2 separate regions of the Homo sapiens genome follow, and region 1 is linked to region 2. The links are chromatin loops, found by intact Hi-C in ENCODE. Cell type or tissue: PC-3. All regions are shown on one strand. Links, peaks and the distances in the headings refer to the core of each region. The heading gives the core; the rest is flanking DNA. Region 1 overlaps LOC124903075 (a long non-coding RNA gene). Region 2 overlaps EPYC (epiphycan).

What was found. Hi-C counts contacts between places; a loop is a spot of excess contacts. Peaks named below come from ENCODE experiments on the same cell type or tissue, not always from the same donor. Only the 100,000 strongest peaks of a DNase experiment are listed, where the experiment ranks them.
Region 1: a loop joins it to region 2, with 18 times the contacts of the local background. A loop is called at or near these places in 4 of 110 quality-filtered maps.

Annotation. Positions count from the first base shown.
Region 1 is chr12:91,236,501-91,252,444 of GRCh38, reverse strand. It overlaps LOC124903075 (a long non-coding RNA gene), which reads left to right. Exons shown (of 2, transcript XR_007063579.1): 2 at 1. Among named protein-coding and RNA genes, the nearest start is that of DCN, 62 kb to the right of the region's middle. In PC-3, for the core only: a CTCF peak has its summit at 9,056; no DNase peak of the experiment used is centred there; H3K27me3 peaks cover 1,615 bases.
Region 2 is chr12:90,971,789-90,987,732 of GRCh38, reverse strand. EPYC (epiphycan) reads left to right here. Exons shown (of 7, transcript NM_004950.5): 3 at 9,471-9,645; 4 at 14,753-14,911; 5 at 15,731-15,933. Among named protein-coding and RNA genes, the nearest start is that of CCER1, 25 kb to the right of the region's middle. RefSeq lists an enhancer at 3,092-3,626. In PC-3, for the core only: a CTCF peak has its summit at 9,369 (motif pointing left); a DNase peak (open chromatin) is centred at 9,362.

The sequences.
Region 1 (15,944 bases), core at 4,267-12,266, 270 kb before region 2:
ATAGATATTTTTCAGTGTTTTTTTGCTTTCGTGCACCAACATGTAGGCTTATATTCCTTCTTTTTAATTTTAAGATCTTCATGAAGGGAATCAACATTGCTTTATAGAAAGAAAAACATGCTAAGGTTTTTGGATGTAGTCCCATCTCTGACAATAAAATAATCATATAGCTTAGGCAAGTTATAATTTTTTAGGACCAAAACCTTGTTATTTGCAATATCAGGGGTGAATTCTTAGGTTCTTACTTCCCCAAATCTGTTTTACTTTCTTTATTTCCTATACAACTAAAAGTGCCTTATTTTATAAGTTGCTTATTTGCTACATAATCCACAAGTGAGAATGCACAGAGCTGGCTGCTGCCTCATTGTCTTAGTGGTAAACTTCTAGACACACAGAAAAAAGATAAGTGAGAGTTATGATTATTATTGTAACAGTCAGTACTGGGATGCAACATATCAAGCTGGTAATAGTAATTTTTCCTTAATATCATATATAACTGCCAAAAACAGATTCTTAAAAATTATGTCTGCCTATTTAACTTTTGGTGTTTAAATTTTACTTAATATCTTGGAAATGGTAATGAAGCTTCCAACCTAAAAATATCTACCTCCTACTACTATCTATCTCCTACTAAGAATTAATCTATATCCTATTTATCTATCAATCATAAGTTGAAGAAAAATTTATTGAGAAATGTGTAATAATATCTGTGGCAAGCACTGGAAATCCGTACATTAATAAATAGATCCACGCTCTAACTTTGATAAATTTCAAGTTGAGATTTTGAGTAAAAGATTCTAATAAGTATATGAACAAATTTCTACAGGAACTATACCTCGTGGTATAATTGCCTTTGACTTGAATAGACATTTCTGCATAAAAGACAGACAAATGGTCAACAGGTTTATGAAAAAAATGCACAATGTCACTAATCCTCAGGAAAATGCAAATTCAAACCACGTGAAATATCACCACATACCTGTTAGAATGCATATTACGTAAACTGAAAAAGACAACAGTGTTGACAAAGATGTGGAGAAACTGAAATCCTTGTAATAGCGAATGCAAAGTGGTGACACCATTATGGAAAACAGTATGGAAGTTTCTCAAAAAACAATAGCAATAATGTATGTGCCAGCAATTCTACTTCTGGGTATTTATCCAAAAGAAATGAAATCAGGATCTCGAAGAGATATTAGCATGCCTATATTCATAGCAATATTATTTATAATAGCCAAAATGTGGATCTAAATGTCCATGGACTGATAAATGAATAAAGGAAATCTGATATATGCATACAATGGAATGCTATTCGGCCTTTAAAAAAAAGGAAATTCTGTAATGTGCAACAACATATATGATCCTTGAGGATGTTATGCTAGGTGAAATAGGCCAGCCACAAAAAGACAAATACTGCATGATTCTACTTACATGAGTTATCTAAAATAGTCGTGGAATTACTGAGGGGAAGGGAAAATGGGGAGTTACTAATCAGTGGGTAAAGTTTCAGTTACTCATGAAGAATAAGTTGTAAAGATCAGCTATACAACATCAACAGTAAAAGCTTATGCATTTCAAAATTGTTAAGTGAGTAGATCTCATGTAAGTGTTCTTACCACAATAAAAGAATTAATAAAGTAAAAAAAAAAGCCTGTGCAACTCAAGATCCCTGTAATGTATCTCTTGTCTTTCTTTATATTAAATTTCCTTGCCCTGTGTATCAACTGTGTTGTAATAAAAACTGTTATATCAGACTTTCCCTTACGTGATGAGAAAACCTTTCTACATGGAACTGAAGTTGACTTAACCCATTTAAAAGAGATCTTAGAACATGTTATCTATCTGAATGGATTAAAAAGGGGATGAGAGCACAACAAGATTCAGCATGAAACAGAATCAAAATTACAAACTGCGCTGTGCTCAAAACAGCTCACATTTTGTAATCAGAGCTCTCCCAGATGTTCTCAAAGAGTCCCAGGACAATCATGTGAAAAATAAGGATATGAGGCAATGAGAGAACTATATATCCTGGGGATTTGTTTCTTTATAACAAAACTCCTTTAAAGTAATTTATCAAAGTCACCCCAGAACTGAAGACACTTACCATGGTCGTAAAACCTCAAACTTAGTGCTCTCTTTTTGGAAATTGAAATTGCTGCAGGCTTTTTTTGATTGGCCATTTCTTTAAAAAGCCAGTTTGTCATTTACCATAAATATAGGTAAGAGAGGATGAAAAGAAAATGTTGCCAGAGACAACAGTGGAGTGGAAGTTGGATGCTACTAATAAAGTTTATGCTTAAGGTCATTTTCAAAAACATAGCACAATGTATACAAGTAAATAACACACTGAATATAGGAGCAAATTCCATGTCTGTTTTTGAACAAACAGCACATTCTGTAGATTTTAGGTCCATTAACATCAGGAACTAATCTTTTACATAAGCCATTTCTATTATCTTGTCCAAAGCTGAGGTCATACACTAGGGAGAGAGGGGTGAACTTTTTATTTCACACACACCCATTGCTGGCTGAGCTTAGCATGTGAGAAATCTGTTACCCTATTAATTATATGAGCTGAAAACAATTCTTGTTCATATTAGTCAGAAGAATATAACTCTCTTTATAATAAGTAAAGATAGAGATTACTTTAAAATATTTTGGAGGATTTTGTAAAAACACAGTTGGGACAGAGGCTGCTGCCAACCATAGAACTGCTTTTAATTAAAACCTTGTTCAACATGCTTACAGTGGAGTTTTCTTATTTTTCTATTATATAAAGATTAACTGATTCAGCAATTATTGAACTCGGGACACATTATAAAACTTTCTTCTGAGACTATTAAGCCAAGAAAAAATCAGCTGTGATTCATTAGATAATAACACTATCAGGAAGAATGTGCTCTAAGTTATCCCTTAGTAATGTTTTTTTGTGGCTGTAAAACACACAGGCCTGAACTAAAAAAAAAAAAAAAAAAAAGCCTTTTCATTTTAAATTTAATAGAAATATATATAATTAAATAGTAATGGTAGATATATATATATATATAAGGCCAATGGACCTATTAAACAGAATGTAAAAGTTAGATAAACTGGGTTCCATTCATAATTTAGATTGCTTCACTATATGCCATAGTAAAACTACTATTACTCAATACTTAGCCCATAAAGTCAAGCCAACTTTGTCTATTAAGGGATGTGGTGCAATTTTCACATAATATTTGCATGTTATAGAGGACTAGAGGGACTACACAGAACTTAATTCTTCAGCATTTTCTTGGACTCCAGGAAACCTCCAAATGCTCTCCCCTCATCAAAATTTACTATTAACTCCAAATTTTTGCAAATGACTTTGTCACTAACTATGTGGAATATATCAACGTTCTTTTACTTTTTCACTCTATTTTCTGAGAAGGATATTTTCAACAGTGAAAGAAAAACTTTCATGATCACATTCCACTAAGTTTTCTGATTGTGAAGTAATTAAAATAGTATCTAGGTGATCTTCATAAAATGACAGAACCACAATGATAATTGGGAAGTTCAAAAACCTTCTATCAACCTTGATAGAACTGCTAGGTAAAAACCAAATCAACAAAAATATAGAAGACCTGAACAACATTATCAACTATAAAAATATGGCATCTATAGAACACTTCACTGAACAACAGCTAAATATACATTTTTTCAAGCATGCATGGAACATTCCTTGAGATACATCAAGTCCTAGCTATAAAATAAACCTCAACAACTTTAAAAAATTTGAAATTATAAAGAGTATGTTCTCTAATCATAACATAATTAAACTAAAAACTAATAGTAATAAGAAGAAAATCTCTGCACCTTGAAAATTAAACAATACACTTCTAAATAATCCATGATTCAGAGGGGATATCAGACGAAATAAAAATGCGTAAAACTGAATGAAAATAAAAAATGCAGCATATCAAAATATGTGAGATGTAGAGATGTAGATAAAGCTGTTATGAAAGGGAAATTTATAGCACAAAATGCTTATGTTAGCTAAAAGAAAAAAAAAGTGTGAAGGTCTTAAATCAATTACCTCTGTGCAAAATTTAGGAAACTAGAAAACCAAGAGTAAATAAATGCAAGGCAGGTAAAGTGTGAAATAATAAGTAAAAGAGTAGAAATCTATGTAATTGGAAATCAGAAGACAATAGAAAAGAATCAACAAAACAAAAATTGATTCTTTGGAAAAAATAATAAAATTGATGAGCTTATGGCAGGACTGGCCAAAATTTAAAAAGAGAGGACACAAGGCAAAAATATCAGCCATATAAAGACTAAAATGCAGTACTATGAGCAGCTTCTACTCATAAATTCAAAGTAGACTGATGGATCAATTCACTGAAAGCCACAAACTGTAAAATCCCAACCAAAGAGAAATGTATCATTTGATTAGTTTTTAACTATGAAAGAAATTCAATTCATAATTAGAAGTCTTCTGAAGAAAACAATTACATGTCCAGATGGTTCCAGTGAAAAATTCTAACAAACATTTAAAGAATACCAATTTTATACAATCTTTTCCAGAACAAAGAAAAGGAGAGAAAGCTTCTTAATTTATATTATGAGGTCAGAATTTCTCTGACACCAAAATAACAAAGAAAAATTACAGATCAATATCCCTCATGAGTATATATGCAAAAATCCTTAGCAAATTGAATCCAAAAATGTATAAAAACAATTATACACAGTGAATAAATGAGATTTATTTCAAGTAATGAAAATCTGGTTCAAAATTCAAAAATCAATGTAATTGACTACATCAAAATGCCGAAAAGAAACATATATATATATAATTAATTAATTAATTGAAGTAGAAGCATTTGAAAAACTCCAACACCCATTAATTACAAAAACTCTCAGAAAGTTATAATTACAGAATATTTGCTTGAACATGATAGCAAAATGTAAAAAAAAAAAAAAGTTTATAGCTAACAGTATATGTAATAGTGAAATACTGAAAGCTTTGCCCCTAAGATTAGGAACATATTAAAGATGTCTACTCTTACCTCCTATATTTAACATAGTACTACAAGTTCTGGTCACTCCAGTGAGGGAAGAAAAAGAAATGAAAGTTATACAGATTGGAATGTAAGAAATAAAATTGTCCCTATCTGCAGATGACACGATTGTCTTAGAAGAAAATTCCAAGATATCTCTATAAAAATTAAAAAGTAGAACTGTTAAGTTAGTTCAGTAGTTTGAAAGATACAAAACCAACACAAAGAAACTCATTCTTATATGTTAAAAAATAGCATGTGAAAACAAATTAAAAACACAATACCGTTTTTAATCACTCCAAATAAAATGAAACTCATGTATAAACTTAAGAAAATGCATACAGGATCTCTACACTGAATATCCCAATATATTGTTTGAAATAAATAAAATACCTAAATAAATGATGAGAGTTACTCTGTTAATGAACTGTGATTCAAGATATGAACAATCTTCTAATTGATCTATATGTTTAATGCAATTTCCAACAAGATTTACATAGGCATAATCAAGCTTATTCTAAAGTTTATATGGTAACACACAGACTCAAGAATAGCTAAAACAATCTTGACAAAGAATACAATAGAAGGAATTATTCTACCTGATATTAAGTCTTACTATTTAGCTATAATAAATGAGAGGGTATATTATGGCATAGGGATACAAGCAAATATCGATAGTAAAGAGTAGAAAATCCAATAATAGACCCAAAGGAATACCGACATGATTGCAATAAAGTTCAAAAACAACTTGCTAGATGAAGGATAGCCTTCTCAACAAACAGTGCTGGAGCAACTGTATATCATAGGCAAAATATGAACTTTGATTTAAATTACATGTTATTCTAAAAGTGAACTCAAGATGGATCACAGACTTAAATGTAAAACAAAATGATTGATAAATTGAACCTCATCAAAATGAAAAACTTTTCCTTTGACAGTGACCTTTATGAGTATGAAAAGACAAACCACAGACTTGGAGAAAACATTTGCAAACCTATCTGACAAAGGACTAGTATCTAGAATATATAATGAACTTTCAAAACTCAACATTAAAAAGAAAACAATTCAATTAGAAAATGGGCAATAGCCAAATATATTTCAACCAATGAGGATATGCAGATAGCAAATAAGCAAAAGAAAAGATATTCAAAATTATTATGTATTAAGGACATTCAAATTAAAATCACAATGAGACATTACTACAGGACTATCAGAATGAATAAAATGAAAAATAGTTACAACACCAAATGCTGGTCAGGAGACATACAAATTAGCTCACTCATACATTGTTGCTGGGAATGTGAGATGGTACAGCCATTCTGGGGAGCAGTTTAGCATTTGCTTATAAAACTAAATATATATAGTTACTTCGTGACCCAGCAATTGAATCCTTGGGTGTATATTCTAGAGAAATGAAGAGTAATGCTCACAATAATATGTATATGAATGTTCACAGTAGTTTTGTTAATAATAGCAAAAAAACTGGAAGCAATCCAAATGTTCTTCAACTGTTGAATAAACAAGCTTGATACAACCGTACCATGAAACATTACTCAGCAATAAAGACACAAACTATATTATTGATACAAAGCAACTCAGATAAATCTCAAGGAAATTGTGCTCTGTAAAAAAAGCCAATGCTGAAATATATGATTTCATTGATATAACATTCTTGAATTGACAAAATGGTAGAGACAAAGAACAGATTAGTAGATGCCCAGGTGTTATGAATGGGGGGACAGGTAGAGGAAGGTAGATATTGTTATAAAAGTACAATCAGAGGTATCCTTACAAGTGATAATTTATAAATTATAAATGTTTATAATTAAAAATCAAAAGAAACAAGTAAAATGGCAGTTGTTTTTTATTTGCAAAATGTTTTTAAAATTATACTTTAAGTTCTGAGATACATGTGTAGAACATGCAGATTTGTTATATAGGTATACGTGTGCCATGGTGGTTTGCTACACCCATCAACCCATCATCTACATTAGGTATTTATCCTAATGTTGTCTCTCCCCTACCCTCCAAACCCCAACAGGGCCCGGTGTGTAATGTTCCCCTCCCTTTGTCCATGTGTTCTCATTGTTCAGCTCCTACTTATGAGTGAGAATATGCGGTGTTTGGTTTTCTGTTCCTGTGTTAGTTTGCTGAGAATGATAGTTTCCAGCTTCATCCATGCCCCTGCAAAGGACATGAACTCATCCTTTTTATGGCTGCACAGTATTCCATGGTGTATATGTGCCACATTTTCTTTATCCAGTCTAACACTGATGGGCATTTGGGTTGGTTCCAAGGTAGAGTAATTCCTTCCATTGTATTTTTTGTCAAGATTGTTTTAACTATTCTTGAATCTGTGTGTTTCCATATAAACTTTAGAATAAGCTTGATTATGTCTATACAAATCTTGCTGGAAATTGCATTAAACATATAGATCAATTAGAAGATTGTTCATATCTTGAATCACAGTTCATTAACATAGTAGCTCTCATCATTTATTTAGGTCTTTGATTTCTTTTTTTGCAACCCCTGCACTTTTTTGCTTTCCATTTGCTTGGTAAATATTCCTCCATCCCTTTATTTTGAACCTATGTGTGCCTTTGCATGTGATATGGGTCTCCTGAATACAGCACACCAATGAGTCTTGACTCTTCATCCAATTTGCCAGTCTGTGTCTTTTAATTTGGGCATTTAGCCCATTTACATTTAAGGTTAATATCATTATTTGTGAATTTGGTCCTGTCGTGATGCTAGCTGGTTATTTTGCCTGTTGGTTGTTGCAGTTTCTTCATAGTGTCAATGTTCTTTACAATTTGGTATGTTTTTGCAGTGGCTGGTGCTGGTTTTTCCTTTCCATATTTAGTGCTTCCTTCAGGAGCTCTTGTAAGGCAGGTCTGGTGGTGACAAAACCTCTCAGCATTTGCTTTTCTGTAAAAATTTGTATTTCTCCTTTGCTTATGAAGCTTAGTTTGGCTGGTTATAAAATTCTGGATTAAATTTTTTTTTTAATAATATTGAACATTGGCCCCCTCTCTCTTCTGGCTTGTAGAGTTTCTGCTGAGAGATCCGCTGTTAGTCTGATGGCCTTCCCTTTTTGGATAACCCGACCTTTCTCTCTGGCTGCCCTTAACATTTTTTCCTTCACTTCAACCTTAGTGCATCTGATGATTATGTGTCTTGGGGTTGCTCTTCTCTGGTAGTATCTTAGTGGTGTTCTCTGTATTTCCCAAATGTGAACGTTGGCCTGTCTTGCTAGGTTGGGGAAGATCTCCTGGATAATATCCTGAAGAGAGTGTTTTCCAGTTTGATTCCATTCACCCCATCACTTTCAGGTACACCAATCAAACATAGGTTTGGTCTTTCCACATTGTCCCATATTTCTTGAAGGCTTTGTTTGTCCCTTTTTATTATTTTTCCTCTAATCTTTTCTTCTTGCTTTATTTCATTAAGTTGATCTTCAATCTGTGATATCCTTTTTTCCCCGTGATTGATTCGGCTATTGACACTTGTGTATGCCTCCTGAAGTTCTTGTGCTGTGCTTTTCAGCTCCATCAAGTCATTATGTTTTTCTTTAAACTGAATATTCTAGTTAGTAATTCCTCTAACCTTTTTTCAAGGCTCTTAGCTTCCTTGCATTGGGTTAGAACATGCTCCTTTAGCTCAGAGGAGTTTGTTATTACCCACCTTCTGAAGCCTACTTCTGTCAATTCATCAAACTCTTTCTCTGTCCAGTTTGGTTCTCTTACTGGAGATGAGCTGTGATCCTTTGGAGAAGAAGCGTTCTGGTTTTTGGAATTTTCAGCCTTTTTGCACTGGTTTTTCATCATCTTGGTGGATTTATCTACCTTTGGTCTTTGATGTTGGTGATCTTCGGATGGGGTTTTTGTGTGGACATCCTTTTTGTTGATGTTGACGATATTCCTTTTTGTTTGTTAGTTTTCCTCCTAACAGTCAGGCCGCCCCTCTGGTGCAGGTCTGCTGGAGTTTACTGAAGGTCCACTTCAGACCCTGTTTGTCCAAGTATCACCAGCAGAGGCTGCAGAAGAGCAAAGATTGCTGCCTCTTCCTTCCCCTGAAAGCTTCATCCCAGAGGGGCACCCACCAGATGCCAGCCGGAACTCTCCTGTATGAGGTGTCTGTCGACCTCTGCTTGGAGGTGTCTCCCAGTCAGGAGGCACAGGGGTCAGGGACCCACTTGAGGAGGCAGTCTGTCCCTTAGCAGAGCTCGAGCACTGTGCTAGGAGATCTGCTGCTCTCTTCAGAGGCTGAAGACAGGAACATTTAAGTCTGCTGAAGCTGCGCCCACAGTTGCCCCTTCCCCCAGGTGCTCTGTCCCAGGGAGATGGGAGTTTTATCTCTAAGTCCCTGACTGGGGCTGCTGCCTTTCTTTCAGAGATACCCTGCCCAGAGAGGAGGAATCTAGAGAGGCAGTCTGGCTACAGCCGCTTTGCAGAGGTGGGCTCCACCCAATTTGAACTTCGCAGCCGGTTTGTTTACATTGTGAGGGGAAAACCGTCTACTCCAGCCTCAGTAATGGCTCACACCCCTCCCGTCACCAAGCTTGGCATCCCAGGTTGACTTCAGACTGCTCTCCTGGGAGCAAGAATTTCAAGCCAGTGGATTTTAGTTTGCTGGGCTCCATGGGGGTGTGATACGCTGAGCTAGAACACTTGGCTCCCTGGCTTCAGCCCCCTTTCCAGAGGAGTGAAGGGTTCTGTCTCGCTGTAGTTCCAGGCACCACTGGGGTATGAAAAAAAAACTCCTGCAGCTAGCTCGGTGTCTGCCCAAATGGCCGCCTAGTTTTGTACTTGAAACCCAGGGCCCGGGTGGTGTAGGCACCTGAGGGAATCTCCTGCTGCAGGTTGAGAACAAAAGCATAGTATCTGGGCTGGAATGCACCATTCCTCAGGGCATGGTCCCTCACGGCTTCCCTTGGCTAGCGGAGGGAGTTCCACAACCCCTTGCACTTCCTGGGTGAGGTGATGCCCCACCCTGCTTCGGCATACCCTCCATGGGCTGCACCCACTGTCTAACCAGTCCCAGTGAGATAAGCTGAGTACCTCAATTGGAAATGCAGAAATCACCCACCTTCTGCGTTGATCTCGCTGGTAGCTGCAGACCTGAGCTGTTCCTATTTGGCCATCTTGCCACCCCATCTAAAGGGCAGTTCTTAAGATTATGGCTGAGGTAAGTCATTGAAGAAATACGAAATCAAACAGTATAGCCTGTAAAACATCAACAGGACTTTGAATTAAATAAAACAGTAAATACCACTACAATCATAAATAGCGAGATGAATATTTAATAATATGCAAAGCACCTTACCCCCGGAAAAGAGAAATTGTTAGGTATGATACTCATATTTTCAGAAAATATTAATCAGAGATGCTTACTCTGGGAATGTTTCATGTGGTTATGCAAAAACTTTGAATACATGGCTGCAGACTTTGTCATAAAACTCAGTCTGTTCTTGGCACCATAATTTCAGAGGAATATGAAACATTTCAGAGGGTTTGAAAGAATCTCAGATTATTATTAAAGAGTTGGAGAAAAACATCTCTTTAAGTGAAAGCTAGAAGAATCAGCATGGTTTGAGGCAGAAAAGAGAATGACAGGAAGAAGCTTCAAGTTTTGTTGAAAGTTGTTAACCAAAGGTAGGAATTGGCTATTGTCTGTTTACACAGAGAAAGAAACAAGGTGACACAGATTTACTTCTCTACCTGAAAACATTTTAGCACAACAATAAAGTGACTTCAATGAGTACATGTTAAGAACTTAAATTTATTTAACTCTTAACATTATTAAATAGGCATTGTCGTGCCTTTAAAAAAGGATACATTAAGGCTCAAGAGTTTTTTTTTTGTTTGTTTTTTTTTTTTTTTTGCTTTTTGCCTAAGGCTGTACAATAAATGGTGGAATTTTCGTTCTAATCAAGAATGGCTAATTTCAGTCTTTCGGTTTCTAACCAATGCACCAGATCAGAGGTTGGCAAACTACGACTCAAGAAAATATATAGTCTTAGGCTTTTGTTGTATGACCCATGAGCTAAGAATGATTGTAATATATTTAACCACTTAGAGGTATAAAAAATTAAAAAATAATGTTTGATGACATGTGAAACTTGCATGACATTCAAATAGTTGACTAGTCCCACCAGAGACTATATGAGGTAACAAAGCCTAAAATATTTTTTTACAGAAAAAGTTTACTAATCCCTGCATTATGATATTCCACGCTGTATTGAACTGCATAAAGAAATATTCAACCTTGTAATGTTCTAGGAAGTAAAGGAATCTTCTCTGATGCACTATAAAACAAGATATATGCTCCTGTATCAGGAAGGGATGAATTTAGAGATATCTTGAAGATAGGAAAGCAAACGGGAGAGCTTCAGAAAAAATTCCAAAGCAATTATTCTTTGTACTTGTAAGCACTGGAAAATATATAAGGAAATTGGAATGGAAACCTGATGTTTCTCAAGGCACAGCACAATGGAAACAGCAGCCCATATCACATTTAAGCTGAGTAGAACATATGGTCTGGATCAGTGGTGCCCAAATCATGTAGCTTATGTTTTACGTGCTATAATGTTAAGCTCTAAACTCATTTTGTTTAGAAAAAAAATCAAAGAATAATATAAATCTCAAGATATTTCTGAAAATATTCCAAACAAATAACTATGCTGACTGTAATGCTATCAGCCCATGACTTCTAAAAATAAAATTTAAAAATCCAAGGTTTCTGTGAAATAATTGAGTGGAAAAAATAACAGTTCCTATGTCTAAGCCTCTCTTTTCCAGAGCATAATAATACCCTTAGTTGAAAATCCGTAACGTCAAGAGATAATCCCTGAAAACTATGCAGCATCCCTTCAAGCACTGCAGCAGAGGATTTGTGGAGAGATGGATGGGAGAATAATTCCTCTTTGCTTTCTTTGCCCTTTCCTTAATTTCAGAGATACTGTTGGTTTGCCTTCAGTGTATTACTTTCTTCCTAGAAGGATCCTTCTTTTTAGTTTATATGTGAGTAAATTATTTTGCATTAGCTATTGTGCAGATTATCATTTTTATTAACCAAACTGGTCTTTGGGGAGCACTGTATTAGAAAAAAAACATTAAATCTTTGAAAAACTCCTGGGACTCTAGTAAACATAGTGCAAACAAATACTGCCTCTTGTCTTCATTTCAGTTTTTTTCCATTCATAAAATAAAATAAACAATCTCTAACTCTTTTGCATTGCCACTCTCAAATGATCAAAAAACTTTGGAGTTTAAGAAAGATAAAACACGATAAAAGACATTGACCTTTTAAAAAAGAATTCATTGTATTCAGTCAATTAAGCATCATTCTATTTCAATGTAGTTTTGGCATAAATAGCTTGGGAGACAGAAAAGAGACATTTTTAGGAGTATCAGCCATTTCATTCTGACAACAAAACTGATTTCATGTCTTCTGTTAAGCATCCTATAAATCTAGATATTGGCATAATATTATTTAAAGTGTGATAAGTAAAGAAAAGAAAATGAATTTTGATTGGGCAGGGACTGGGAGAAGTCATTGTACCATTCATTCGTGGCTTCAATAGTTGATGTTAAAAAAGAACCATAAAGTACTGTTTTTCTGTGAGTAAGAGTGGATGTCTTGAGAGGTTCAGAAAAAGTTCACATTGGCCTTGCACAAATATGTTTTCCACAGCTCATTGCCAGGTTGGAGAGAAACAGAAGGGCAAGAAATTAGTAAAAAATTCTGATCTCACTTTGTGTTTCTGGACTTCCCTAGAGTGGGATGTACCAAAAAAATCACACTGGAGAGACTAATGCTTTTTTTCCCATTGTTTTTGCCAGGAGCAAAAAGTATTTTGCATAGCTCTACGCCTAAACTAACAGGCTCTAAAATTTTAGATTTCTTCAAACCCTCAACTACTGACATATTTTCGTTTATCCAGTTTAAAGCCTCAAATATAAAATACATAATAAGTGAAAATTATAGGATAATTATAAAACATTTCATTTATATAGGGGTTAGCTTAATTTCTCTTCCTCCAAGGGAAATGATGACCTAAAGGTGTACATATTTTTTTAGATTTAAAAATGTAACTCTTAACTTGGTCATTAAATAATACTTGATTTGCCCTAAGATGTGTAAATGGTGCTATTAATATATATTTTTAATTGGCTTACTATAGTATAAAGTTATGTGAAAACCAGACAACCCATATAAAACTAAGCTGGGAGTTGTGGAGACATTTTAAAATTACCTAAATTTCAGTATTTGGTCATTCATTCATTCATTCATTTATTCTTTCATTATTTTGTCCACTGAACTATAACAGATCCTATGTTTCTCAGATATTATTTTGAAATTGAATATCTATTGGCAATTTTTATCCACAGTATTTACAATGTATGTAATTTTTCACTCCATTACACTAGACATTTTTTATGTTTTCAAGACACAAAGGAAATGATGTAATTGCTATGGTTTAAGATATAAGTATATCCAGAATCTATAAGGAACTTAAACAAATTTACAAGAAAATAAAACAACCCCATCAAAAAGCAGGCAAAGGATATGAACAGAAACTTCTCAAAAGAAGACATTTATGCAGCCAACAAACATATGAAAAAAGGCTCATCCTTAGTGATCATGAGAGAAATTCAAATCAAGCCCACAGTGAGATACCATCTCATGCCAGTGAGAATGGTGATCATTAAAATGTCAGGAAACAGTAGATGCTGGGGAGGCTGTGGAGAAACAGGAATGCTTTTACGCTGCTGGTGGGAATGTAAATTAGTTCAACCATTGTGGAAGTCAGTGTGGCAACTCCTCAAGGATCTAGAACCAGAAATACCATTTGACCCAGCAATCCCATTACTGGGTATATATCAAAAGGAATATAAATCATTCTACTATAAAGACACATGCACATGTATTTTTATTACAGCACTATTTACGATAACAAAGTCGTGGAACCAACCCAAATGCCCATCAATGATAGACTGGATAAAGAAAATGTGGTACATATACACCATGGAATACTATGCAGTCATAAAAAGAATGAGATCATGTCCTCTGCACAGACATGAATGAAGCTGGAAGCCGTCATCCTCAGCAACCTAACACAGGAACAGAAAACCAAACACCGCATCTTCTCAATCATAGTGGGAGTTGAACAATGAGAACACATGGACACAGGGAGGGGAACAACACATACCAGGGCCTGTTGGAGGGTGGGGAGAAAGGGGAGGGAGAGCATTAGGACAAACACCTAATGCATGTGGGGCTTAAAACCTAGATGACGGGTTGAGAAGTGCAGCAAACCACCATGGCACATACAATCTATGTCACAAACCTGCACATTCTGCACGTGCATCCCAGAACTTAAAGTAAAATTAAAAAAAAAAAAAACAACAAACCCTTAACAACTCCAATAAAAGAGAGACTAAGGATATTAACAAACAATTCCATTGGAAAAAGTAGAAATGGCTGATAGCATATTTCAAAAATTTTCAACTTTCTAATAAGCAAAGAAGTGCAATCAAAACAACATTCTATTTTGCTTATTTTAATTGTAAAATAAAAATAGAAATGTAAAAAGCAAAAAAAAAAAAAAAATGTAAGTGAAAAAATAATCCTGCCTGGGCTTCAAATTCTAGCTTTAACACTAATTAGCTGATAGCTTTTGGCAAGGTACCTGTCTTCTTATCCTGTTTTCTCATCATGAATATGGAATAGTTATATATAACTTCCTTAGCCATTATAGGTATTAAGTGAAATAATATGTAAAGTGCTAAGCATAGTATCAGGCCCAAGGTATTTAATGCATAAAAAGTGGTTTCCCTTTTTTCTCCCTATATCTTTTTCTTTTCTACATCACCTTTATTCTTGATCTTCAAAACTAATAGTAACAATCATGATTATTCCATATGCCCATTATGTCTATATTGGAGGGTGATATGGTTTGGATTTGTGTCCTCGACCAAATCTCATGTCGAATTGAAGGAAGGGCCTGTTGAGTGGTGATTGAATCAAAGGGGTGGATTTCCGCCTTTCTGTTGTCAAGATAGTGAGTTCTCACGAGATCTGATGGTTTAAAAGTGTGTGGCACTTCCCCCTGCCTCTCTCTCTTCCGCCTCATGTGAAGGTGTGTGCTTCCTCTTTGTCCTTCTACCATAATTGTAAGTTTCCTGAGGCCTCCCAGCCATCCTTCCCGTTAAGCCTGCAGAACTTGTGAGTCAATTAGACCTCTTTTCTTCATAAATTACCCAGTTTCAGGTAGTTCTTTATAGCAGCATAAGAATGGATTAATGCAGAGGAACTCTATCTTTTTGTTTTTATAACAGCTGGTACATTGTTAGGATTTAATAAATGTTTGCATAAAGAATGTTTAATGTTTGTTATTTGTGGGTACAGCTCAAAAGTTCAATGTCCAAACAAGCATACATTGTTCTGAATACATTAGGTTCTTCTTCGCTATTTCAGTTTGTCATCGTTTTTTGTTGGACTCATGGTTCTTAAGTGTTCTTATGCATGCTCAAAATTGTACCTTATTATTGATAATTCACCTCCTAGACTGTGAACTCCACAAAGTCAGAAACAATGTCTATTTTGTTCAGAAATATATCCCAAATGTTCCTCACTTTTAATAATTAGTAAATAGTTGTTTAATCAATGATAAAATGAATAATATTAATGATTAAATGAAGAGATAAAGTACGCTATGGCTATTTAATTTTCACAGTTCATAACTATACAGTCTGCTATTGTTATTTTACTAGAAGTTTTGCTTTAACTTTTGGGTACATTTTACCTTACTTTTTGGAGGTTACTTGAAATTTCCTCTACTCACTACTCTCAGGTAGTACAATCTGGTAGCTTTGTGCTAGAGTACTCTGAATTGACAAAATCTTAACACTGACT
Region 2 (15,944 bases), core at 5,145-13,144:
CACTAGGTGTATAATTTTTCCATCTTTCTCTCAAATACAGAGCATATCTAGCTAAAATTCTTGGCTCAGCAATAGATTCAAAGCTTGTTTCATCTAAAAAAGTTGAAGCACATCTTCTTTAGTTTCCTTTCATAATATGTTAGCATGTATAATGAAGGTCCATAGGCAGACATGGAGATGTCTGAGCCATAGCTAATGTATTTTCATACCTGCTTTCTCTATGAGATAAATAAGAAAGACACATGAAATGTGGTCTAACAATCAAAGACAGGTTTATTTTAGAGAAATAAACCTGAGAGGGGCTTCTGGCCAATTTTGGTCAGGAGTATTCTCCCTTACAGACTAAGAGTATATATTGGTTTTAGGGTGACAGGGCCCATCACAAGCTTGGAATGTTTCTGTGTGGGGGAAATTTTATGGTGTGGTTGGAATGTCTCTGGGCGGAGGGGAGGTTATCTCAGGGCTAGCATGTCTGTGGTTGGGGAGGGGTTTGGAATGTTTCTGGTCAGAGATGTTATTGTGGTTTATGGTTATGCTGACCTTAGCCATTAGGTTGATACCCTTTGAATTTAGGCATTTTTGATCAAGGTAAATTTTAAAATGACAGTGCTTGTCCAAGATGGTGATATTCCTGCTCTGTCACTCTCATGCAACTTTAACCATTTTATAATATTTTCTTACTCTTATACACAAAACAATCATTTAATGTATCAAAAATTGCCATGATTTACCCATACTGATTCAACTGTATTTTTCAGGAGGCCTAATAATTGCTAGGCATACTGGAGTAGCAGCTGGGAGTATAATGGGGAAAAAAAAGAAATATGTAGTATTTATCCCCATGGGGAGAGATTAATCAAATACTCACAGATACAATATAAAAAACTGTATCAGTTAGCTTTTGCTGTGTAACAAGCAATCCCAAATTTTGGTTACTTAAAATAACCATTTATTCAGCTCATAGTCCTGTAGTTCAGATATATGGGTTCCGATGTGCTGCTGGTTTGCACTGGGTTGACTCAGGTATATGCTAGGTTGGTACAGTGCTGGCTGGACTAGCTTGGCCTCAGCTGAAGTGGCTTTCCCCTCCCCTCCACCGTGTGCTCTCTCATCTTCCAACAGGCTGGCCCCAGCTTGTTTATATGGTTATTAAATAGGGTTCATAGAGGACAAATGAAAGTTTGCAATGTTTCTGGACAACTATCCTGCTTCCTACCATTCTGCTTCCTCTGGTATTTGAGAGCGCAGAGTATAGGGGTTGGATACAATTGGATATAGAGGAATTACTGTTTCATTGATGAGTCTAAGATTTTGCACTAGTCTATACTGACCATTTGGTTTTTGTACTCCTAGAATTGGGGTGTTGCAGGGACTGCTGCATTTTCTTACTAAGCCTTGAGCTTTTAAATGTCTAACAATATCCTGTAATCCTTTGTGAGCTTCAGGCCTTAAGGGATATTGCCTTTGATAAGAAGAGTGGTGGGGTCTTTTAGCCTGATTTGGACTGGGCAGGCATTTTTTGCCCCTCTGAATTGTCCTTCCAATACCCAGACTTCAGGGTTGATTCCTTCCTCAAGCAGGGGACAACAAATGGGTAACTTGTTCCCCATATTCATATAGATAATAGCTCCAACTTTGGCTAATATGTCCCTCCCTAATAAGGGTGTGAGACTTTCAGGCATAACAAGAAAGGCAAGTGAAAAGAGCAAATTCTGCCAATCACAAATAAGGAGGTGGGAGAAATACCTGGTTACAGGCTGTCCCAGGATTCCTCAGATGGTAATGGACATTGAGGACAGCTGTGTGGGACAGGAGATTAACACTGAGAAAGCCACACCAGTGTCCAGGAGGAAGTTAATTTCCTGGCCTTCAATGGTTAAACTTACCCAGGGCTCAGTGAGGGTGATGACATGAGCTGGTGCTTGCCCCAGACACCCTCAGTCCTGTCATTGGATCATCTAGTTAGGGACTTCTGGCCCAGAGAACCTTTGTCCTCTAGGGCAGTGCACCTTCCAGTGATTGCCTTGGCATAATGGACATGGGCAAGGGGGCAGCTTGTTTCTCGTTGGACAATCTTTTGTAAAGTGTCCTTGCAAATCACACAGATAACAAGCCCTACTGGGTGATTGGCCTGCTCCATTTTCTGTCCTCTGAACCACCAAGGTTTGTTTGTCTGAGAGCCATGACTAAGGCTGTGGCTTTTCTCTGATATCGCTTTTCCTTTTCAGCCTGTTCCTCTTGGTCCCTATTATAGAACACCAAGGTTGCCAGGTTTAATAATGCCTCCAGATTTTGTTCTGGGCCCAGGGCTCGCTTTTGGAGCTTTCTCCTCATATCTGTGGCTGATTGGGTAATAAACTTATCTTTCAGGATCAGTTGACTTTTGAGGGAGTTGGATGACAGGGGAGTATATTTTCTTAAGGCCTCCCATAGTCACTTGAGGAAGGCAGAAGGATTTTCTTCCTTTCCCTGAGTTATGGTGGACATCATTGAATAATTCATGTGCTTTTTCCTAATTCTCCTTAGTCTTTTTAGAACACAGGTCAGCAGATGTTTATGACTCCAGTCCCCATGATCTGGGTCGAGGTCCCAGTGGGGATCCATACTGGGGACAGCTTGCTGACCAGTAAGGAATTTGTCCCTTTCCAGGTATCTCCAAACTCTCAGGCTGCAGCTAAAGCCACATTCTTTTCATTAAAAGCCAGGGTTTGATCTAACAATAGCATGACTTCTCTCCAAGTGAGGTTGAAGGTTTGCCCTAGACCCCGTAGGACATCTATATACCTATCAGGATCATCTGAACACTTCCCTAGGTCTACTTTGATCTGCTTTAAATCAGAGAGGGAGAGGGGAACATGTACCTGGGTTGGGCCAAATTCCCCTCCCCCTACAGCTTGAAGGGAACATAACCGATAGCCCGGGGGTTTTTGTGGTCCCCTGGAGATTTCTTTGCTTGTTTCCTTCTGGGTGGAGGAGATTAGAGGAGGCTTATTAATATGAAGGGGAGCTGTAGGAAGGTTAGGATACGGAGGTAAGCTGAGAGGTCCTCCTGTGAGATGTAAATTGCAAGCTTTGCATAGTTGTGGATTCTCCTTCAGTGAAAAGAAAGCTTGAACATAAGATATTTCACTCCATTTGCCTTCCCTCTTACAGAAAAGATCAAGCTGCAGGATAGTATTATAATTTATACTTCCCTCAGGTGGCCATTTTTCCCCATCACAGAGAGAATATTGGGGCCAGGCCATAGTGCAGAAAAAAAATGAGCCACATCTTTTTCAGAGTTTGTGGGTCAAATTGGTCTCAATGGCTTAGGATGCATTTTAAGGGTGAGCCTGTTGATGCCTGAATGTTTCCCATTTGAAAGAAAAGACCGCCTGTGGTTTTGGTTTGTTTGTTCCCCCCACCACCAACCCAAGAACACACAATGGTCCCTGGACCCTGCTGATCGGAATAGTTGCACTCACCAATGCAGCAGCAGAAACACCAGTTTTCCTCTTAGACCACAAAGAGGACCAAGGAAGGTCAGATTTAGTGGTCCTTACCAATGCATTCTCAAAAATCTGTTAGAGTCCTAAGCGTTTTCCTGTTAGTATTGGGACCTTACCCCTGTCCTATAAAGATGTTATGCCCCAAAAATGAAGTGGAGGGCCATACCCTGAGGGAGGGATGGGATCTCCAGGGTTGGAAGAGTGATGCCTTTTGTCCTCACTTCTCATCATATGAATAGGAAGGATATCATTTCTGAGGCTCCCCATATCCTAGCTTTAGGAATAGCTTTTGTTAGGCCTGCTTGTCTGAGGAGGGATCCTAAAATTCCAGATAGTAACCCCCTCCAATGGGGCTTTGGGCAAAAATTATGTTTTTCTGATTGGTGAGCCTGGGTGCCTAAAGAAAGGAACAGAGTCCCAAAATTTATGCTAGAAATCATTCTTATAGGAAAAAATAGAAAAGCACCAGAGATGGAGTGGTTTTTAGAAGCAGGACTAGCCTCAGAGAAGAGATGTGGGAGGAAGTTTGTCTGACAGGCATTAGTACCCAGGAGTCAAGGGTCAGGATAGATAGAATAGATGGGCGAGTCTCACTTGGGCGATGTGACTTTGAGAGTTCCTCGCATGGCTGCAGGGTCAACCAACTTTTTGTTGGGACCCCGGAGCTGAATGGCTTTCCTCTCTGTCAACCCTCAGCTCAGCCCGGAAGTATAAGAAAAGCAGAAGCTGGTTTCAAGCAAACCAACGCTCTCAACTCCGAAGAGTCAGGGTTGTTAAAGAGCCCTTTCCCAGAAAGCCTGACACCCATGTCTTTAGTCTGGCAGCCGCACTAGTTGCTTTTAACTGGCCAACAGGTGCCCGGTGTTTAGCCTCTGAATTCTAAGGAAAAATAGGACAGAATAGCAAGCTAAAGGGGTCCAATGGTACTCACCGCTTGGTGATATTAGAACTGTTAGTAGTTACAACTGTAGATAACTTATCTCATGGTAGCCTTTGCTTAGGGAGTATATTTTGTGTCCATGAAACAGTATCTCTATTCTGGAGATGACAAATGCATACCTCACATTGACTACATGGCTACTAAAAGATAAAATGTAAGTGTTGGTGAGTTTGTGGAGAAAAGGGAACCCTTGCATACTTTGTTGGGAATGTAAATCAGTACAATCACTATGAAAAACAATGTGAAGTTTCCTTAAAAAATTACAAATAGAACTACCATAAGATCCAGCAAGCCCACTACTGGGTATATATTCAAAAGAAATGTATCAGTATGTTAAAGATATATCTGTACTCTCATGTTTATTGCAGCACTATTCACAAAGGCCAAGACAAAGAATCAACCTAGGTGTCCATCAATGGATGGATGGATAAATACAATGTGGTATATACACACAATGGAATACTATTCAGACACAAAAAAGAATGAACTCCTGTCATTTGAGATAGCATGGATGAACTTGGAGAGTATTATGTTAGGTGAAATAAGCCAGGCATAGAAAGATAAATACCATATGATCTCAGTGTATGTGGAATCTAAAATAGTTAACTGCATAGGACAGAGTGGAATGATGGTTACCAGAGGCTTAGGTAGTTAGGCAGAAGAGGGAAATGGGGAAATGTAGGTTGAAAGATACATAATTACAGTTAAAGAGGAGAGAAAAGAATAGTCCAGAATAGGCAAATACAGAAATTATTTGCCTAATACAAATATTAGGCAAAAGTACAACCACAAAAAGTTGGTAAGTGATTGCCTGGGGCCAGGAGGTTGGAGAGGGGAAGGAGAGAGGATGAGAAGAGAGAAGTTGGAAATGGCTGTTAATGGTTGTAGAGTTTTTTTCTTGGGTGATGAAAATGCTATAAAATTGGGTGATAGTTGCGTAACTGTCAACATACTAAAAAACATTGGACTGTATACTTTAAAAGATGAACTGTATAATATATGAATTACATCTCCATAAAGCTGTTTTTAAAAGATTCCATTCTTACTACATCTACACTAGAGGACATCCTAACTTTATATCAGTAGTCTATTGCTGTATTCCAGCTAAGAGAGGATAGTAATTTAGATAATGGTGATGATGGCAGATAGGGAGCGAAAGTAATGATATTGATAGATGTTTAGAAAACAACATTGACAAATAAAATGAAGACTTGATCATAACTTAAGCATAATGTTTGACATAGACATTTTAGATAATTATAAAGACTGGCAAACCTTCCATCATTTACAAATTCACACATTCACCTGGTGATCCTTTTATTCATTCATAAAGGTAGGAATCGAATCTGGTTTATTTGAATTTCTTAACAGCATTTTTTTCCATAACATATATATTACATTATCATTGATTTCCTTATTAGAAACTTAGCTGTAGATTAACTAAAATTAAAATATTAAAAAAAGAGTTTTATTAATTCAAACACAATGTTGAATGGCAGAAAATGGTTTATGATCCTCATAAACAGGTATAATTAACATGTTCAACAAGAAATATGTACTAAAAGGACTCAGTGGATAATGAAGCAATCAGGAAGATGTGTGATTGCTGTTTCTGAACACACCAGTTTTTCATATTTTTACCCTGAAATTAAGACAAAAAAGTAGGCTTAGTGGCAGCAATATAATTATATAGATCATTTAAATGCACTTTCTGCTAAGGGGCAAATGAATTTCATCAAAATTATTGTAAACCAAATCTTATTGTCACTTAAAATGGTTCTGAGTGTTTTTACAGAGATAATTTTCTGTGGACAACAATGGTGATTATCAGAAAATAAAAGTTTTAAATCTTTTGTCATATTTTTAATAATAACACAAATATTGCTAGTAAAAGTCCCAGTTCAATCTGATACAATAAATGTAATTGGATGATTTTCTGCAGAGAGTCTTTATTTCTCCAGGGAGCAGAAACTTAGTCTGAGACACTTCAGGGTCACTTCAACCGCTTTTACCCTGAGATTGGGTTGAGGTGATATGTTGCTTACATGGAGTCAGGGCTGTGCAGGGTGCAGAGACTGGCACAGGCCTAAGTACTTCTTCTCTTGGTAGTTATCTCTTCATACTGACATCTGCTGATATCTCACTCAGCCTAGGCCACTGTGAGCTATCCATTTGTCATCTCTGGAATAGATATACTGTTTCATGGACACAGAATGTACTCCCTAAGCAAAGGCTACCATGATATAAGTTATCTACAGTTCTAAGACCAGGTACAGAAGAGAATAAAAATAGATAACTTACTGCAAACCAGTCAACTCAAAGATGTACTCTGCTGGTACGATGTTAAGAAGACACACAAGTGCAGTGACTTTGACTGAAATCAAAGTCATACGTAGTAATGACCATTTGTATTATATTTTTAAACTTTAGGGAAATATAATGAACAGATTTAAAAGTTAATTCAGGAAGAAGCAAGTCAGAGTAAAACAAGCAGTCAAATAAAAAAGAATAGAGCATAAAGCTGAAAGAATTTATGAATATTTGTAGAAGAGGCTCAATTATGTTTACATTCAAGTATTACCAATTGTAGCTTGAGAAAAAAGACAGGGATTTTTTTCTGGTCATTTGTGTTTACGTTCAAATTTAGTTTTCTGCAACATAAGCATACAAGTCTGCCACACAGAAGGCCAGGTGGTCTTGTTTCCCTGGACTATTTTTTGTGCATGTGTGCATTGCCTCATAACTTCATATCACAGTACGAAGATGGTTGAAGAGGGGAAAAAATGCCTAAATCTCTTCTATTTAATGGTGAAAATAAATGTGTCTACAAAACAAAAGTCTCTCCAGGCATAGTATTTTGAGGTTCTTCAATTTTGCTGATGTGAAAAGGCATTCCTTTTTCTTGGTTTTCAAAGTTGTATTGCATTTATGTTTTATTTGCAAGGAAGCATGAACAAAACAATTTTTGATAAACACAAAAAGCTGTTTTGCCTCATTATATTGGATGACAAGTGAGATCTTACAGCTTCACATCAAATCAGTGGAAAAACAATTATCTGTAAAAAGTATGTGCAAACATTTTTCTTATAAAGCTAAGATTCAAGGCAACGTGTCTGGAATTTGTTTCTCCCTTTAGGCTGCCTCCATTCCATGAAACATCTGTCTCAATTTCCGCTCTTCCTGGAGCCTCCTTTGGTCTCTCTACAAATCCATTCCTTCTGAATCTGCCTCATTCTGACCTACAGATGGAAACCGTATGTCTTTCTGTTTAAGAAAATGTGCCCAAACTTCTCAGCTGGAGCTTTCTGGTCAAGCTTTATTGTATCTTCATGTATTGCTCCTAAAGTATCAAAGACAGTATAATCTGTTTTTGTTTTGATTTCATGCTTTAAATAATTTAAAGTAAGTATTAGCACATTCACTGATTTGTCTCAGAAAATCTCTAAACATAGAGCTGTGACTTAGATATATTTTGGACAAGCAAAGTTGGAAAAAATTATACTTCAATAAGTACTTGCTGATTGCCTATTATGCTTACAGCCTAGAGGTACACAGATAAAAGACATGACATACTTTACCATCCAGCAGGCTTGGAAATGCAGAAAACAAATGGAACCAATGTAATACAGCACAGAAAAGGCTGAAATAGAGAGACTCTATGGAAGCACAGAAGGATGCACAATTCAGAAATATAAACTGATAAAAGAAAGTTTAGTGTTCCTTAAAAAGAATAATTTTCATTTGTGATTTGCAATGCTTTTAAATCTATTATAAGTGATATTAAATCATAAGTGTATTCCTAAAATTTTTTGGTTACTCAAACACCTAGAAAATACCTGGTCTGAAAATATACCTGTGTTATAGATGAAAGGAATAGTTTGCAGATCACTTGGTATTAAGTAATCCAGAAATAATTTATGTGTTTCTTTACTTTCTTAATGAAAGCAAATAAAGAAGGGTGGAAAAAAGCAAAAGGCCATATTGGTGTGGTTAAGGGAAAGTCTGGGATTTCTGGGGATACCACAAGGACACTGGGCCACAAAAAGTGGGTCCTGGATGTCGCCATCCCAATTGCCTGGAGCAAATTTTCAGCCCAAGCTTACGAGACCGTCAGAGAAGTAGACATTTACTAAGTACCACAAAGAAATAGACATTCAGACAAGGGAAGAAATCTGAAAGAGAAGATTTCTCCTAAATCCAAACAGTATTCTTAAAAGCAATGATTCTATTACTTAAAATGTACAAGTTAGATAAGAGCAAAGCAGTTGTAATCTAAAATATAATATAAAAAAAAACCTTTGAATAATTTTGTAATTTTATAACTGCCTCCTAGTGTCAACGTTCTCAAAGAAGTCCATTTTAACATACCTAGATATCATTACAATATTTGTTATTTTAATAATATTGAAAACACATGAGAAATGGCATATCACAATCAAATCATAGTTTTTATGTCACTATATATTTTATTTTAGTATAAAGGATACTTTTCAGTAAAATGCCATTAGAGACAGTATAAGTCATTGGTAAGGAACAGAATATTTGAACCTAGGAAATCAAGGATTGAAAGGACAAGATAATATGTATCAATTTCTGCTCAGTTATTACCTTCAAGGGGAGTAGAATGAGAGCTGGATGGTAAAGGGGAGTTTTGAATTTACTCTGTACACTTCTGAATTAATGTGAAGCTTTCACAACATTGATGCATTCTTATAATGCTACTTATTATTAGAAAACAATAAATGAGCTTTTTTTTAAACCTATGAAATGAACAAACATATACGATATTAAAGAACAAGAAGACCAAAAAAAAAAAGGCATTGGAAACAACTTCTAAGATTTGAGAAACAAAACTAATTAAAAACAACAGTTACTAGAACCATGTGTGTTCCTCCAAGCAAGCAGGATGGTCAAACTATTGAACTTTAGAACATGAGTGTCCTCTTGTGGCAAATATGGGTACATTTTAAATTTGTGTCACTGCCACACAGAGTGACTGAGAAGTTGGCCTGAAGAAATTCTCTTTTTTTTTTTTTTTTCAGATTGAAATAGCCACAGTGATGCCTTCAGGGAACAGAGAGCTCCTCACTCCACCCCCACAGCCTGAGAAGGCCCAGGAAGAGGAAGAGGAGGAGGAATCTACTCCCAGGCTGATTGATGGCTCTTCTCCCCAGGAGCCTGAATTCACAGGGGTTCTGGGGCCACACACAAATGAAGGTCAGGTACCTCAAAGCAGAATTACAATTGAGTCCACTTTGTCATCCTCAAAACTGCACAGCTTCAACTCTACAGGGAAACCACATGACATGACCCAAGAAAAAAGTTTTGGAATAGGCTAGGTTTGAAGCATATTTATACATAGATTTTATATTCAAATATAAAGCAGTTTTAATAATTCAGCTTCGGTCTCATAAAAATGATCAAATAACCAAAGATTTGGGATGAAAATATTGTGTATCATTACTCGAAACCTGGTGGTGGAATGTATTTGTAGAACAGAGAGTAATTGATGAGCAGGATAAAATCTTTGCCTCTGAGATTAGGCCACAGCAGTTCAAGGGGATAAGAGATGATGAGGATGAAGATGATGGTAATAGTAATAATATTTTGCACTAATTGAGCATATACTATCTGTGGCCTATATGCTCAGCACTTCACATTATCTCATTGGATTATTAAAACCTCCCTGTCAGAGTGTTAATATTACTCTTCTCATTATCATGGAGAAAACCATAATTCAAAGGGGATAGTAACTTGCCAGACATCACAAAGCTGTTACATAGCAGGTTTGAAGCCAGCCTGTTCAGATTCTTGGCTGTTTATTTATTTAAAAACAGGCTTCTTCTCACTCAATCCTAAGAAGCAACAGAGAGAGGAAAATATTGCACAACATCAGACACCATGTTGCATGGCCTGCAGATGAAACCAGAGCCTTTTAGTTAATGAGAAGGAATTCTTAGTGCTACATGTAATTCTATAATATGTCCGTATTTCTTGTTCAAATGTGTCACTGTCAACCTTGGGGGTACTCAAGAGGACTCACACTGGAATACTTTTATATACACAGAGAATGGCATAGTTAGGGAGTATAGAAAAAAATAGAGAGTTCCCCCTGCAAAGGTTGAGTGAATGTAGAGTGTCTCTGTATTCCAAGTTCTGTAGACACAAAACTTAGTTTCAAATAACTACCGTTCTCATGAATATTTCTGCCTAGCACAGGAAGATAGACATAGAAACAAATTTAGAGGCAATACTGTATGTATTAATCCATTTTCATACTGCTGATAAAGACATACCCAAGATTGGGTAATTTATAGAGAAAAAAGAGGTTTAATGGATTCACAGTTCCACATGGCTGAGGAGGCCTCAAAATCATGGTGAAAGGCAAAAGGCGTATCTTACATGGCAGCAGGAAAGAGAGAAAGAGAGCCAAGTGAAAGGGGAAACGCCTTATAAAACCATCAGATCTCATGAGACTTATTCACTACCATGAGAACAGTATGAGGGAAGCCGCCCCCATGATTCAGTTATCTCCCACTAGGTCTCTCCCACAACATGTGGGAATTATGGGAGCTACAATTCAAGATGAGATTTGAGTGGGGACACAGCCAAACAATATCACTGTATTACAGGTCTTATGAGAAAAGTCTGTCCAGAACACATTGGGAGACAAAAAGAGAGGGAGGAGCAATATTACCTAAGGCATGACTAAGAGCAAAGTACAGGAATCAAAACTGAGAGTTTCTTGGACAGACAGAGGAACCAAAACATATGTATTCAAATCCCAGCACTGTGACTTGTGGGGTTTTTATAGTCTTGAGTAAGGCATTCAATATTACTGTGCCTTAGTTTTCTCATCTAAAAAAATGGGATAATAAATAATAGAACTTACCTTATAGAGGTGTTGTCAGGATTAAATGAATACATGTAGTTACTGGCCCATAGTAAACATAGTGTTAGTTATGAAAATTCTATTGATAAAGGAGTTCATGCATTTTTTTCTCTCAAAATTTTTAGTGTACAATACAGTATTGTTAACTATGAATAGTATGATATAGCAGACCTCTAGAACTTGTTCATCCTGTATAACTGAAATTTTATACCCCTTGAACAACTCCCCATTTCCTGAGGCTCTGATAACCACCATTTTACTCTTTGCCTCTTTGAGTTTTTAACTGTTCTTCAATAAGTAATATGAAAAGTTGCCCTTTCATCCCATGCCTTCTATATGCCAGACACTTGAATTGTTTTATCTACATTAACTTTTTGAAGAGTCAAAACACTATGTACTAGGCACTGATTACCCATTTTTAAAAATAAGAAAACTAAAACTCTGACATACTATAAAATGTGTCCAGTAACACAGAGGTGATATGTGGAATGCAACATAGACCAATAAATCCTGTCAGTGTCATTAATGAATATATTATATTCTTTCTGTGTAGTTAAATTTCTGTGTAGCAGAACACTCTACAAGTAGAAAAAGGAAGAGACACAATGAGAAGAAAATGTAAATATCCAGCATAAAGCACCCAAAATAGGAAAATTAAATATCCCTAGAACATTACTTATATTTAAATGATTTCAGATCCTTCAAAAGTTGACCAATCTTGTATCAGTACCTGTATGTTGGATCTCTCAGCTTAGCCAGAAACAACAGAAAAGCAGAATGCCCAATCCTTTCAAAAGCTTGAGTCAAGTAATGCTTCACTAATGTCAATTTAGAAACATAACAAAAACTAAGACTTTTAAAGAAAATTTTTGTTTCTAAAGTACTCTGAGGATAAAAAAGTTAAAAACTCAAACTCACTTTTTAATTTCCAAAGAAGAGGCACACATTCATCAAAATTAGTTTAGAAATATTTAGAATATTAAAAATAAAAATACCATATTTTTACTACTAAAACAAATTTCTAAAGATAACATTCTAAAACCGTGTAATATAGCCTTGAGTTAGGTGTAGAAAAACTTAGAATTAAAATATAACTACTGCGAATATATATAAATTACCCTAAGCAATCATTGCTTAATTATCAAGGTGATAAATATATAGAAGAATCAAATGCCTTAACTCTTAAAATTTTTATGAGTAGAAAATATTAATTTATAATGATTGGAGAAATTAGCACGTATTAAATATTTTACAGCTCCTGCTTAAACATTTTTTCCTGGCTTTCCATTCTTAAAATGGAAATGACTTTTGTATTTAATGATAGTAATAAGACCTTAATGGGTACATTATTAGTTCTTGATTACAAACCACAAACAGACCTTTCAACTAGGTTGATCAAATATCCTGGTTTGTCTGGGTGTGATGAGTTCCCAACACAAGTGTCTTTCAATGTTATAAACATGAAAGTCTCAGGTAAACTAAGACAAATTGATCACTGAGAAATTTCAGGACATTTCTTCCACCACTTTTCTCTTCTAGTTTATGTCATAGAGATTTCACTTTCTCCATTCATTCCACAGCTTACAATCCTTATTTACCTCATCCCTAGACCCCTCAAGGCTGTCAGATAACTTAACTTCCTACTTCACAAAGAAAATGCAATTTCTCAGTCAGCAGCTCCTTGGTCTTCCTGTTTCCAGACAAATAATCTACCTACATCTATATCAATGTGCTCTTCTATCTCCCTCTCCTTCTAGCACAACAAAGACACTCTGTCCTTCCACAAGTGGGATGAAAATCTTTCCATGTTCTTTGAGTTCTATTTCCTACTGTCCTCTCATGATCCTTTTTATATTCAAATTCACCTCCTCTGGATCTTTTTCTCCAAATTCCTTCCATGTTAATCACTCCCTTCATCAAACAAACCCCAAGCATATTTTATTATAGATATCACTATGTCTCATCCCTTGCTCTTCACAAACCTCTCAGCATTTTCAACATTTGTGGCAACTTTTCCCTTACTTCCAACTTCTCCCTTAATGGACTGTAATCTGGCTTTCAGCTCCCTCACTTTGCAAATCTTGTAAATGCTCTGATAACCACTGCAATAACTAATCCAAGAACATTTTTCAGTCCTTAACTTACCTGACATCTCAGGAGGCTTAGGTTGTTGATTATTTCCTTTCCCTTAAAACTCTCTCCCCACATGGCCTCCATGACATTGCCCTATCCTGATTCTCCTCCTTTCCTCTGATCATTAATTCTCCATCTCCTTTAGAAGTTTACTGTCCTCTCCATGATCACTAAACAGAAAATGAAGAAGGGGTGGAGAGGTAGGGGTGTGTGTGTGTGTGTGTGTGTGTGTGTGTGTGTGAGTGTGTGTAAGACAGAAAAGAAAAATCAGTATGTCAAGATAAAACCCAGCCTCAGAAACATTTTTGGTTCCATTGCCTCCTCTAATTGTTACCATCTTTTGTCTACACTATGATTCACTTCCACTTTTTCCAGTTGCCCTGCTTCAGTCTTCCATTACATCTTCCAGCAGACTTAACTCTTACCATGCAAACCGCATCGTATGATACCTCTGCCCATCCTTATGGGAAGGAATAAAAGCTGTAGCACAGCCTACAAGGCCCCTGCATGTTATGTCCCATACATTCCAATGCTCTCTGAGTTTTAACCATATGGACTATCCTTCAGTCCCTCCAAAGTGAAGGCATATGCTGCTTCCTCTGCCTGGCATACCATTCCTGTCCTACCTGCATAGTCAATTATTCCTCTTCTGCTGATCTCAGCTCAGCTTTCACTTCAGAGATGCCTTCCATGACTTCCAGACTAGGTCAAATCCCCCTATGTTATGTTCAGATGACACTTCATGACATTTATCACATTCATAATTTCATTTGTGTGATTAACATTCATTTCACAAAGCAGATCATAAAACACAACTGTGTTCTTTGTGCTCACCACTGTTTCACCAGCTACCATGGTGCCATTTACATAGAAAGGATTCAATAATATGTATTGAGCAACTGAATATTAATAATTATTATCTTTTATTTTTCTTGAAGCAAGTGTTGTTTTAGTGAAATGTTTCATTATTAAACCAAAGACTTAATGAAAATATTACATGTGATATTTTAACTTTATGAAAAGCACAATAATAATGTTTAAATTTTGAATATAGAATTTCTAATAGAAAAGTACTAATTTTAAATTATTTTTAAAATGTTACATTGAATATACTAATTGTTGAGACAATTTTAATTGGTATGCTTGACTTGAATATTCTATTTACAGAAAGCATTACGAGAAAATATAAAATCTACTTGGTTAGTGGGAGACTCTAATCTTGTGTATCAAACATTCCACATTATTTCTTAGAAATTGATTTGGTACTTACATTTAATTTTATTTTCCTTTATCTTTTAGACTTTCCAACCTGTCTTTTGTGTACTTGTATAAGTACCACCGTGTACTGTGATGACCATGAACTTGATGCTATTCCTCCGCTGCCAAAGAACACCGCTTATTTCTATTCCCGCTTTAACAGAATTAAAAAGATCAACAAAAATGACTTTGCAAGCCTAAGTATGGATGACAGCATTAACGGCCTTCACCGCTTTACACACTTCCTTTAAATTTTTACATTGTTAAATGTTAGCACTGAGAATGAAACTTGAATGCCAAAGCCTGGTTCATGAATCAATAGTTTTTTGTTATTTAAAAATTTGAGAGTTTGCTTTAACAATTATAAGAAAAACAACAAATAAGCAATGGTCATTTCAAAACCATATAGGTGATGTTTTCAAATGAGCAATTTAAACTAAATATGCATAATAAATAATTATATTGTACATGCTGGAATGTTTTATCATATTATGACATTATGAGTAAAATATTGTGGTCATATTTATGAGGAGTTGGCTTTTTAAAAATAAACTTCCACTAAAGCATAGTTGCTTTATGATGGATGAATGTAAGCCTAAATTCTGACTTTAAAGTTGTTGCCAACTTAGAAGAATTTTGGTATGTGTTGTCATAAAGTGTTTTAATCATTTGAAGATTTCTTTCTAATGCCTGTATCTTTGACTATTAGAAAACACAACAGTCTTTATCATTGAGGGAAACATTTTAAATGACAAAATCCAGACAAACTTTATGAAGATTATGGAGAGAAGACCAGTTATTTTAAACGTGGTGTACCAATTTCTTTGCTAAAGTTATACTCCTAAGTACATAAATATGAATAGTATTTGGAGGAAATAATTTTTTATAAAAAGAAAGATAATCATCTCATTAACTGTGCATTGCTAAATTTATATTTGCAAAATAAAGGAAAATTACATTTATATTTTTATGTGAGCAAAACAAGAATATTTAATTACTTCCTTTATTTTTTTCTGCTAGGTGATTTAAAAAGGATTGATCTGACATCAAATTTAATATCTGAGATTGATGAAGATGCATTCCGAAAACTGCCTCAACTTCGAGAGCTTGTCCTGCGTGACAACAAAATAAGGCAGCTCCCAGAATTGCCAACCACTTTGACATTTATTGATATTAGCAACAATAGACTTGGAAGGAAAGGGATAAAGCAAGAAGCATTTAAAGTAAGTTTTAA